Linked DNA regions of Homo sapiens: region 1 is linked to region 2. Evidence: chromatin contacts called from ENCODE Hi-C or POLR2A ChIA-PET data. All regions are on one chromosome and are shown on one strand. The core of a region is the stretch at or near the end of the contact, and the rest is flanking DNA. Distances in the headings are between cores, read along the strand shown.

What was found. Hi-C counts contacts between places; a loop is a spot of excess contacts on that map. ChIA-PET counts read pairs that join two places held with the same protein, here RNA polymerase II (POLR2A). Pooled maps may share reads with other maps.
Region 1: a map of dorsolateral prefrontal cortex shows a loop between it and region 2 (5-fold over the local background). The contact joins the enhancer-like site here to the promoter of GMPR in region 2. A Hi-C loop is called at or near these places in 37 of 168 maps with a recorded cell type or tissue (CD8-positive, alpha-beta T cell, K562, MCF 10A and 22 more), 15 of 37 single-sample maps with no recorded cell type and 38 of 50 pooled maps. POLR2A ChIA-PET finds 5 or more read pairs at or near these places in 6 of 52 experiments (B cell, BJ, HCT116 and 3 more).

The regions. Positions count from the first base shown.
Region 1 is chr6:16,328,238-16,334,378 of GRCh38, reverse strand. ATXN1 (ataxin 1) reads left to right here. Exons shown (of 8, transcript NM_001128164.2): 7 at 5,909-6,141. The coding sequence starts at 6,069. It overlaps LOC127903862, which reads left to right and starts at 5,948. Exons shown (of 1, transcript NM_001414722.1): 1 at 5,948-6,037. The coding sequence starts at 5,948. The coding sequence ends at 6,037. RefSeq lists a silencer at 1,987-2,281 and an enhancer at 1,987-2,281. Within about 2 kb of position 2,123, at least 9 of the 41 ENCODE cell types and tissues checked have a DNase peak (open chromatin) inside an H3K27ac peak, as active enhancers do; they include B cell, PC-3, PC-9 and 4 more, where a contact is called at or near this core.
Region 2 is chr6:16,235,784-16,241,748 of GRCh38, reverse strand. It overlaps GMPR (guanosine monophosphate reductase), which reads right to left and starts at 3,162. Exons shown (of 9, transcript NM_006877.4): 1 at 2,969-3,162. The coding sequence starts at 3,055. RefSeq lists silencers at 3,060-3,159, 3,280-3,379.

The DNA of each region.
Region 1 (6,141 bases), core at 874-3,373, 94 kb before region 2:
TGTATAGTCAAACAAAAACTTTCTGGGCTCTTTCATTGAAACCATTATTAAACCAGATCTCTTCAACCCTGCTAGTAGGCTAATTGAGCTGTTGAAACCAAGGGCAGGCATTTACATTTATTCTCATTGATCTTAATTTTCCTGGTTTGGTACCATCACTTCCGGCTTCTTAAGATATATTTGAATCTTATTCGCAACATATATCCCTTCTAGCCTTCTGTTACTTCGAAATATGATAACCAAAACACTGTATTAGTATTGAATAGAACAGAACTAAAAATAGAGTTCTGGCATACCATTTGCTTCACACTGACATTGAACAATTGAGGTCCCCGTCATACATACTAGAAACGGAATGAGTGTTTGATGAATGAATGTGTGATCCACTTTGGGGGCATGCCTGTTCAGTCAACCATAAAGGCATCTAATTATAGCTATCATCCAATCCACCTTTCTCCATTCTAGATACTCCAAGCATGTCGGGTTTGGACCTGTTTTTAATGCTTGGCCAAAATGAAGTGCTTTCTGCCAGTGCACCACACAGGCCTTCCAGTTTAGTGATGTAATAAAGCTGGAAGGAGATTGGTGAGTCAGCACTTTGAGAATCCTTGACATGCCCAAGTAACCTCTGTCCTCACACCCAGGTATTCTGCCCTCTTCAGTGTTTGCATACGTAGTTTTTCCAGTCCTGGCACAAGCTCATCAGCCTGCTCTTCCTCTTCTTTAAAGCTGAAACCGTGCCCTGTTTGTCCATAGATATACAGGCCAGGCAGCCATGGGTTCATTCAAACTGAGAAGCACAGGATTGGGGGTGTAGGAAAAGCAACCCATTTTCTTGCCCTAGGTTTAAGATGTATTTTTAGGAGTTTATATATCAAATTCTAAGAGCATCTTCCATTCTGAGCAGTTGGCTGCTATTTACTGGACTTGCAGTCAGTGGGCATATATTCCCCACATCCCTAGCACAGAAGCATCTCATTTTCCTATCACTTCCCAAGCAGTCTGAATCCATGGTAATAGCAAAAAATTTCTCGAAATGAAATTATAGCAAAGAAAGAAGTGTGGAGCTTCCTTTGTTAAATTTCATTTTTCTTCCTGGGAATGATTGAGTTGTGTATAAAATTTATGATAATAGCCTTTTTAAAGTATATTTCTCTGCAGTTGTGTAAAGAACCAGAAGAAAAGCAGCATTTGTTATTTGCAGCCGTATTAGGTTTAGATGACCCCAGAGGAAGCAGTGGAGCATCACCTAAATATTAGATGTTTATCTCCGAGGCTCCATCAACTCTGTGTTTACGTACAACACCTAGTTTGGTTTCCCAGTGCCTGCTCCATTAGGAAGAGGCTAGAGATGTTTAATTTGCTTAAGAGTTTAGCAGTAGAAAATTTAATCGGATAGCTGCTAGGGTTTCTCAAACCTTACTGTGCATAGAATCATCTGGATATCTTGTTAAAATGCAGGACTGGGTGGGGCCTGAGAGTCTGCATTTCCAGCAAACTTGCAGAGGATGCTGATGTCACGGGTCGGAGGACCACACTTCGACTAGCAAAGCCTTATACCACTGGGCTAAATTTAGAAATTATGATAGAGAGATAGTTAATGTAGCTCTAAAGCGGCTTAAGATGAATGTATTCAGAACAGTGATTATCAGGCAAACCATGGGTAGCAAACTCTAAATACATTTGTCTTGATTCATCTATTAACTCTCCCTCCAATTTCCCTTTTCCAATAGGAATGTTTAAACAGTGCGATCTGCATATGTGGCTCTCTGGTAATTTGGCATTGATATAATTGTGCATGGCCCCATGTTTGGAAGAAATCTTTTTGTTGTGGCAGGTGCTTCCAGAGATAAACTCCTCGGGGGTCCCCTGGGAGGGCAATTCAGGACACAGAGGCCAGTTGTCTGCAACTAGAGACTCTAAGAGCAGAAATCCCACTCTCCTTTTTTCTTTTTTCTTCTTTCGTTTCTTTTTCTCTCTTCCTTATTTTCCAAATCTACTTTTCCACCTTCATAAGTTACTTCTTTGTTGTTTAGTCCCATGATCACCCGATAGACCAGGAATGTGGTGCCATCCTGGGGCGCCCTCTGGTGGTTCATTGAAAATACAGCAAGACCCAATCTCTACCCGTGGGTTTCCCCTTATCAGTACTGAAAGCTTACGGGGCCCAGAGAAGGGACACATACCTCAGCGTTAGAGAGCCCTGTCTGCTCCGTGCTGCACTGGTAAATAGCCCTAAATGTAGGAGGAGGATGGGTGGAAACTTTTATCGGTTTGGCCCCAGCTCGCTGCAACTGCTGTCTTAATCATTGTGTCCTTGATTTCTCATTGGCAATCTCTGGAAAAGATGCTGTTTATCAATGGATAAGTTTTCAGAAGAATAAATTTGGATTTGTGTGTTAAGGCCAATATGTCTTAGCAATCATTTCGCAGAAGACCAGTCCAGTGAGTCTTCAGGGCTGACTAAGCCGATGTCTCTCAAATAAACAGTATAATTAAACCTGAGCACTACTGAGAACCAAGTCAGCATTCTTTTTCAAATTTACGAAAGCTGGCTTCCTAAAGAAGTACCTTCAGAGGAGTTTTCTAGTTTTGTGTATTGTGCATTCAATTGTACAGGCAATGTTACATTTGCATTGCTAATAGACCCTTCCTGAATGTGTTTGACATTTTACTTGGCTTTGAAAGGACTTTTATGCCGCTGCTTTTTCTTCCCTAGTGCTGCCTTGGGCTAATTAACCTATTCCCTTACTGGCTGGGCCTACTATATGCAAATGTTCTCATTTTGCATTCTGACACATCACTCTTGCATAAATATCCCTCATGAAACCCTGTGGGGTTTTATTGGATCAGTGCTGCAGGAGGGCCAGCAGGGGGCGCATGGACTGGTTCTCTCTGAGTAGGTCTCACGCATGAGTTTTCCTTGCTCGTTGGTATGGAAATGTGGGAGCGTTTGGCATTCCCTTTCTTAAGAGTGAGTCTTGAAATTTAAAGATAAAAGTTCATTATTAGAACTTCTTTTTACAAGGGAAGGCTGTACAGAACACAGTTATTTGTCACTTACAAAAACCCTAGGTGGGCAGGGCGCAGTGGCTCACGCCTGTAATCCCAGCACTTTGGGAGGTAGAGGCTGGTGGATCATTTGAGGTCAGGAGTTCGAGACCAGCCTGGCCAACATGGTGAAACTCCGCCTCTACTAAAAATACAAAAATTAGCCAGGCATGGCGGCAGCCGCCTATAATCCCAGCTACTCAGGAGGCTGAGGCAGGAGAATCGCTTGAACCCGGGAGGCGGAGGTTGCAGTGAGCCGAGATTGGCACATTGCCCTCCAGCCTGGGCGACAGAGTGAGACTCCATCTCAAAAAAAAAACACCTGGGTTGCGAGAGTAAATAAGTGACATTACTCCTTCAACACTTCATTTCTTCAGCATAAGTGTTTTAGGGTTTTTTTAACCTTATTTTTCATTTCCGTCCCAGTCTTTAAGCGCCTCTCTTGTCATATGAGAAATTCTATTCTTACTGAAATGTCCTTTGATATCGAGACACCAAATTTCTAAACCTGCACCTTCCTAGATATCTGATCAAAATCATTAAGGATTGAGAACTTTCTGTTGTATCATTTGTCATTTCATTATGATGTTCATTGATGATGTTGGAGCAAAACCAATAAGGGCCATTAAATCATTGCCCCTTCCAAGCTGGCTGCAGTGGCTCATGCCTGTAATCCCAGCACCGGGAGGCCAAGTGGGTGGATCACTGAGGCCTGTTCAAGACCAGCCTGGCCAACATGGCAAAACCCCACCTCTACAAAAAGTACAAAAATTAGCCGGGTGTGGTGGCGTGCACCTGTAGTCCCAGCTACCTGGGAGGCTGAGGTGGGAGGATCACTTGAGCCCAGGAGGCACAGGTTGCAGCAAGCCGAGATCACGCCACTGCACTTCAGTCTGAGCAACGAAGCAAGACCTTTTCAAAAAAAAAAAAAAAAAAAGGAAGGAAGGAAGGAAAAAAATCATTGCCCCCTCTAAAAAATAGTTACAAAGTAGGGGGCAGAGTAGAGAAAGGGGGTTATGTTTCAGTAGGGATTTCAGTGTTGCTCCAACATGGACAAGGATTGAATGCTGAAGGCCGCTACTTTATTGTGTTTGTTTTAAAATCGGATCATTGGCTACACACAGTGGCTCATGCCTGGAATCCTAGCACTTTGGGAGGCCAAGGAAGGAGGATTTCTTGAGGCCAGGATTTCAAGACCAGCCTGGTTAACATAGCAAGACCCCATCTCTCCAAAGAAAGAAAGAAAGAAAGAAAGAAAATCAGATCATTGAAAAGAGGGTCTGGATGTGAGATACCAAAACCCAAGGGTGTGGAATTCCCAAAGCCCAATCCCACAGCTCTCAGAATCACAGCATGTTGCACTGTGCATACCTACAGCTGCTACCTGTGGAAGCAATCACATCCGCTGCTTGCTAGCCTGGGTCATGTCAGTTCCACTGATATTTGGCCTCTTGTCTGTTGGGCATTGGTTTGCCCACACAGCAGCAGTAACTCAGACTTCAGTGGTTAGTAAGAGACTGAGATACTTGACCATAAGAACTGGCTCCAGGGTCACCATTTGTATGTCCAGGTTTGAACACACTGATCTGATTTGTCTGAAAGAGCTGTCGTCTCTAGTGTTAATGGCGAGTTGTTACTTTCCAATGAGAAAGGGGACGGTGTGAAGGGGAACTTCAATGACAACTTGAAAAGGAAGAGAGAGATGGACAAACCAAGCATGTAACCCACTGAGAAAACATTCAGTGCACTAGCCCTATTTTTGTATGGTATTTGGGTTTTTTAACCATAATCAAATTCGGTTTTTAACAGTCTCACTCCGTCATCATATGAGTGGCTGTACTGGGAATTCTTTTGAAACTTGCAGAGAACAGGATTATTTCTGGCGGCCTCTGCTGAGTTGGCGTGTGTGTGTGTGTTTGTGTGTGTGTGTATTAGGGAGAGGAAATCGTAGGTCCAGTGTGGACCCAGAGCTAAGGGGAATCTTGGAGAGTAGTGGCTCTGGCAGATGAGGATTCAGAAATCGAGTGCAAGGACTGTTCTGGACTTTCACTGCTAACCTGCTTTTTCTCAGTGCCTGGCTCTGAGGGCAGGGTCCAGCTGGTGTCATGCTCTCCAAGGGCTTCATTTTATGTTCCAGCCAGGCAAAGGAGAGGTGAGAAATGGAACCAACATTTCTGAAAAGGAAATTTAAGAACTGCATCATCTGCCCTTGAAGAAGAAAAGGAGAAAAAAAAACAGGAGAGAGGGTATTGAGAACATCTTAGGGGAGTTGTTAACTCCATTAAAAAATATATGTGTTACAGTGTTCACTTGCCCAGTGTCTTCATAATCTTCCTTTATAATGTGCAGCTGCCACGGCTAGTGTTTTTGTTTTTGTTGTTGTTGTTTTGTTTCGTTTTTGGAGACAGAGTGTCGCTCTGTTGCCCAGGCTGGAGTACAATGGTGCAATCTCGGCTCACTGCAACCTCTGCCTCCTGGGTTCAAGCAATTCTCCTGCCTCAGCCTCTCAAGTAGCTGGGACTACAGCCGTGTGCCAGCTAATGTTACACCAGGCTAAATTTGTTTTTTATTTTTTATTTTTGGTAGAGACGGGGTTTCACCATGTTAGCCAGGATGGTCTTAATCTCCTGACCTCGTGATCTGCCTGCCTCGGCCTCCCAAAGTGTTGGCTAGTGTTTTCTCTGCTTCAGTGCTTGGGGTATGATTGGGTTATGGGAGTTCACACCGAGTCCAGGGCCTAGTCTTAATCTTGCCAAAGATGTTCTTTCCCCGGTGCTCATGTTCTGATGTCCTTTCCCTCCTTCCCTTTCTCCTCCCTTTCCTTTTCCCTTTGTCACTGCCCTCTTCCCTTTCCCAGCATCCAGAGCTGCTGTTGGCGGATTGTACCCACGGGGAGATGATTCCTCATGAAGAGCCTGGATCCCCTACAGAAATCAAATGTGACTTTCCGTTTATCAGACTAAAATCAGAGCCATCCAGACAGTGAAACAGTCACCGTGGAGGGGGGACGGCGAAAAATGAAATCCAACCAAGAGCGGAGCAACGAATGCCTGCCTCCCAAGAAGCGCGAGATCCCCGCCACCAGCCGGT
Region 2 (5,965 bases), core at 1,913-4,412:
ATAAATAAGTACATTCTTACTAGCTTAAGGACTAGAGTAGAATGTTAGAGCCAGAAATGGGTACTAAGGAAGAAAACACTCAGGGAGAATGCAGGCTCCCCAGCGTAACAGATGAAAACAAAGGTCTTGTCTCAATCCACAAACTCATCACTTCTCAGAAAAAGATTATCCAAATGTCCCCACATGACCCTGTGGCGCTTTATTCTTCCATGCCAGGGGCTGGACATTTGAGAGATGAATGCCTCCCTGGAGAATCCAGGCGAAGGCCACCTGGGCCACTGCTACCTGTATTCTTTGCCTCTCAGAGGTGACCTCAGATTCATCTCATTCATGTTCATTTATGGAAGGCTGGTGGAAATGTCCTTGCAGGAGTCCTGAAGCTTCTGAGGGGGAGATCACTCTTACTGTCCGTTTCCTGCTATAGCCTGATGATCCATTGCTGGGCCTGGCTCTTAGCAAAACTGTCACGAGGATAAGCCCATCATCAGCTGTCAAAACCCTCCTCCCTCAGCCAGACTCTACTCCCAGGGTGTACGTTCTCTTTCCTGGCTCTGTACAAATCTGCTGTTAGGCTCAATGTCGGTCATCTACCCTTCAGTTTCCAATTTGCCTCCAGATATTACTTCTGCCAGGATGCACATATTTTAAGCTTCTGATTGTGCAAGGAAAAGTTTTTATCTGCCTGTGAAAAATTTCAGGCATCAACAAGCAAACTGAGAAAACATTGAGAGGGGATTAGGGAGGCCTAACTAGATCCCTCAACGCCACCGAGGCAAGTAAAGTCAGATCATGGGGGTGGCCAGCCAGGCAGCAGCCTCACGCATCAGGGAGCTAAACCATCACGGCAACCGATTAGAAAGGCAATGCTGGTTAACCTGAGTCTCCAGGCCCGTGGCTGGCAAACTCCCACGAACATAAAAATACAAAAGAGACTCCTCAAGGGCACTGAGTTCTCACTGCAATGTGTACATGAAGATTGCAAAGATGCTATCCCAAACTGGAACATTAGTTACAATCTGCCCAAATTATGAAGCCAAGTGTTGCATGACATTGTCGCATGATGTGATAGTATTCCCCGAGAAGGAGTAATTCATTCTATTACATAAATTTCATTTTAGCTTTAGAGACAGGGTTGTCCAGGCTGAAGTGCAGTGGCACCATCATAGCTCACTGTAACCTCCAGCTCCTGGGCTCAAGCCATCCTCCCGCCTCAGCCTTCCAAGTAGCTGGGACTACAGGTGAGCACCACTGCCCTAATTTTTTAAATTTTTGTTGTAATCTCCAGCTCGTGGGCTCAAGCCATCCTCCCGCCTCAGCCTTCCAAATAGCTGGGACTAGAGGTGTGCACAACTGCCCTGGCTGATTTTTTAAATTTTTGTAGAGCTGAGGTCTTGCTTTGTTGCCTAGGCTGGCCTCGAACTCCTGGCCTCAAGCAATCCTTCCACCTCAGGTTCCTAAAGTGCTGGGATTACAGGTGTGAGCTACTGTGCCTGGCCCTATTACATTAATGTTCAATATTTTACCTTCTCAACATGTTTTCTGGTTCAGAAAATAGGTATATCTTTGTTTTGAACATCCAATTTTCTGAAAAATGAGTTTCTCTCTTCTAAATACATTTTGAATATTTAAAGAATATTGAGGCCACCAAATTATTAGCACATCCAGAATCCCCCTATTTCATCTTGGTCTTGCCTTAGGAATTGGCTACAGCTCATGCTTCCAGAGGCCCAGGCCTGCCCTCCAAACTGTTTTTGTTCCAAGAGAGGCCCCCTCTTTAGCACCTGAAAGGTCATGAGGGACAGGCACAGGGTCACCCAATCTGGGGCGATAAGTTTTAATCATTCCTCCCCTACGTCCTCCAGTCCTGCCGGGCTCCAAACCAGCCAATGCTGCTGCTTACAGAAGGCCACTTGGTTTAGTCATTGGCTAACGCGGAGGCTTCCCCAATCCAAGCAAGCCCTCGGCTGGCAGCCCCAGGCACTGCAGTTAGGCCTGGCACCGGAGTGGGCAGCGGACTTCTTTGCTGAGGGGATTTATTTATGGTCTTGTTTGTGGAGCTGAGTGGACGGAGCTGTGCAGGTTGGCCCAGCCTCCTCGTGTTTACTCCTTCAGCCCCAGCCTTCAACCGTGTCCGGTTTCCTCACCTTCCTCTCCAGCTCTCAGCAAAGCCAGTCACCAGCGCACACCACCCCGGGGCACTCTGCCTTTCAGGCAACTAGTTTATCCTTCAGGGACTGGCCTCCCTTCCCCCAGCCTCAGGCTATTTCCAGTCCGGTCTCCACCTGTTCCTTAGGATTTGAGGACATCCAGGCAGAACCAGGGAAATGCCCGAGGCTTCCAATTCGCCCCCACCTCTCTCACCCCAAAGCTTTCGAAACTCTTCTCCAGGGCTAGGCTGGGACCGCGGGCTGTCCAGTACCGCTGAGTCCCCAAGCCCCACTGCCAGCAAGGCCGCCAAACTCAGAAAGGAAACCCTGAACTTGTGCCCTGGGTTCTGGTTTTTCAGACGCGTTCACGAAGTTCCACCGCTGGACCCGAAGCGAAAGCAGCAGCAATTATCAGCACTAGGAGACGCAGCCAAAAATCACCGGGATCTGCAGTTGTTTTTCTCGTCCTCTCTCCCCTAGCTCCAGTTTCCTTTTCTTGCTATAAGCGCCCTCGTACCCCTATTCCTTCTAAACCAACTGGCCACTGGATCTCGCTCATCTGTGGTCGAGTTTCACTGTGAACTTCCCCTAGGCCACCCAACGGGACCGACGTGTAGAGAATTTCATGGGCCCCCGTATCACCGCCCTTAAAGACACCTCACGTCCTGGCAGGTGCTGGGGCGCGGGAACGGGGGCGCAGCGCCCCAGTCTCAAACACCAAAGCAGGCAGGGTAACCCGGTGCCACCCCCTTCCACCCACTTGCCCCGCGCCACCCGGAAAAAAAAATCCCACCCCACTGCGACTTCCGAACGTCCCCCACCTCGGCTCGGCTCTTGAGGCTGCTCCGCTTAGGTCGGAGCAGGACATCCTTGAAGTCGAGCTTGAGGTCCGCATCTATGCGGGGCATGGTGCAGCGGCTCCTGGCTGCGGCGGCGGCGACGGCGGGGCGGGGGCGCCTGCGCGGGGCGGCGCGGGGAGCGCCGGGGCTGCTGTGCCGCGGCCGGGAGCTGGCGTGGGCCGGGTGCGCACGCCGCGGTCTTAAACACGCCCCGCCGACCCGCGGTCACGCTTGGCCCGCCCCGGGCACCGCCTCCGCCTCAGGCAGGGGTTGAGAGGCAGACTGGTTAGGGACAGATTGGCGGCGAAGCCCTTCCTCCTCGCGCCGCCGCCCCCGTCCTTCCCCCTCAGGTGTACAGCCCGTGGCAGTGACCGAATGGGGACGGGGGAGGGAAATGCGCACCGTTCTGTTTGTCCCCAGGGTCCCCGATGGAGAGGGGACTTAGCGTGTGGCTGCCTTATCCAAGGGAAAAGTCGCTCCCTGAGAGCTTTTACTTTTTTTTTTTTTTTTTTGAGACAGTCTCACTGTCGCTCAGGCTGGAGTGAGTGGCGCTATCGCCGCTCATCGCAGCCTCGACTTCCTGGGCTCAAACGATTCTCATGCCTCAGCCTCCTCGAGTACAGGCGCACGCCGCCACACCCAGCTTATTTTAAAAATTATTTCCTAGAGGCGGGGTTTCACCATATTGCCCAAGCTGGTCTCGAGCCCCTGACCTCAAGTGATCCGCCTGCCTCGGCCTCCCAAAGTGCTGGGATTACAGGCGTGAGCCACCGTGCCCGGCGGATTCTCCTTTTTTAAAATTCAAGCCCGGTGTGCTCACCCAGTGTTGAGGAGCACGTCTCTCACTTGCCAAAGAACCAGAAACCCCAGGGAGGTTGTATAGAATTAAGGAAAAGAACGTGGGCAGTTAACTGTTTAGCTGTACTGGGATTGTGGAGGCCATGATTCCCTTTGGACTTGTTGTTAAGAGACAAGGTCTCACTGTGTTGCCCAGGCTGGTCTTGAACTACTGGGTTCAAGCAATCCTCCCGCCTCAGCTTCCCAGTGTTGGGACTACTGGCGTGAGCCACTGCGCCCAGCCTGGATTTCAGGATTTTTGTTTAAGAAAAACAGTGAGGTCTGTAGTCGACGCAGATCCTGAGATTTGAGGAGCCTGAGTCCCCTCTGAGGGTTACCAGTGATGTGAGTTCGAGGGGTTACCAGTGATGTGAGTTCATTGATTCACTTATTGACCTTACCGACCTTTTATTATACATTTGAAATGTGCTGCCGGGCTTCATGCATCATCTCATTCACTCTCAGAACAACCCAATGAAGAAAGAGCCATTTCACAGATAAGGAAAAACGAGGCTTCTATAAATGAAATAACTTGCCTAAGGCCGCAGAAAAATTCAATATAAATTTCTCAGTCCTTAAAACTTGCTACAACTATTCACTGAAGCTGCTTTTGTCCTGGAACATCTCTGCCTGAGTTTGAAACCTGGTTCCACCACTGTCTAGCTAGGTGACCTTAGGGGAGTCAATTTCTCTAAGTCTCAGTTTTCTCATAAAAGGGGTGGGGGCAGGAGGGGGGGTTAACCCTATCTCCTCCCTGGTTTTTGTGAGAATTAAAGTGTGTGTGTTTATGTAAGCACAATGTCTGTCCCATAGTAGTTGCTCAATGCATGGTAGTTACAGATTTGTAGTCACATGTTACATTATGTGCATTGTGTTTGTATTTTCAAACTAGAATGCTAACTGCACAAAGGCAAGAATCATCTTTCATTCTCTTCCATTTTTCTGCAGCCTCGAACTGAGCTAGCAACTGTTCTCCTTGAGCTAGCATGTGATAAGGCTGACCATAAAAGATACATCACAATATTCAATTTAACACAAATGTCTGAAGATGATAAAGGTCTCAGCCCATCCCACATGGTTTCATTAGCTATACCCCAAAGGAAGTTCATGAAGTTTCAGGGAAGGAAATGAAACTTATCAGAGAGAATGAAAGTAGCCACAATTAGTCCAGCCCATGCAATGTTTATAACCCTTGACGAATTCTTGGGAGCTGGCCAGATGTGCTGCTTATTTGTGAAGTACGGAAAGGAAACCTAATTCTGATCTTTTAAAGATTAAATAGAGGTAAAATATAATTACTAGATGGTATGATTATTTTTAAATTATTATCCTTAAAGGGAAGAGAAACTGACCTTGTTAAGCATCTGCCAGCGTGGATGAGGGCTTTATTCATTGTTTCATACATGGTCTTAAAGGAGAAGCTTCTGTAGGTTGTCCTTGCTCTTTCCCTCTGGTTCTCTTTCTTTCTGGCTAGCCCTCCTTTTATTAGAATAGACAGAGAAGTTCATTTTACACATTCCATTCCCTCTCCCTCTGGAACATTCCTCTATAACTGCCCTCTTCTCTGACACAAAATCATACTCCTGTTAGAGTCAGCCTGAGTCCCTGATTCTTCTAAAACCGGCTTTGCAAAAATTATGACAGTGAGAAAAATCTGACATAGGAAAATGACAACAGTGAAAGAAATCTGACCTAACTGACTCCATCTTGCTTTTAACCGCCAAGGTGTCCTTGTTCATTCCTGGGTGTAGGTTGAACTAACTATGGGAGGAATTGAGTTTATAGTTTAACTTTGAAACAAAGATGAGAACAGCACGTTCCCAAAACAAACCCCCTCCTGGCTTGGGGACCAGCGCACCTTTGTAAAACTAACAAAGTAGCTACAGATTACAAATCATGGCTCAGGCATCATGTAGCCAGAGGCCATAAGATTCCCAACCTCCCCAGTTGCTCCTATGAATAACATCACTATTGAAAACCTAAGATTGGTGTTAGAGATATGTTTCAGTCAGTCCCCCCATTCTGATGGACCAGCTGGCACCACCCTGACCAGTAAACTGGCTCAGCTAGTTCTGTGATCCCACTCGGAAACGGAAGACAGCAAGGAAAACCCACTTCAACAGCCTATTATTTCATCCCTTA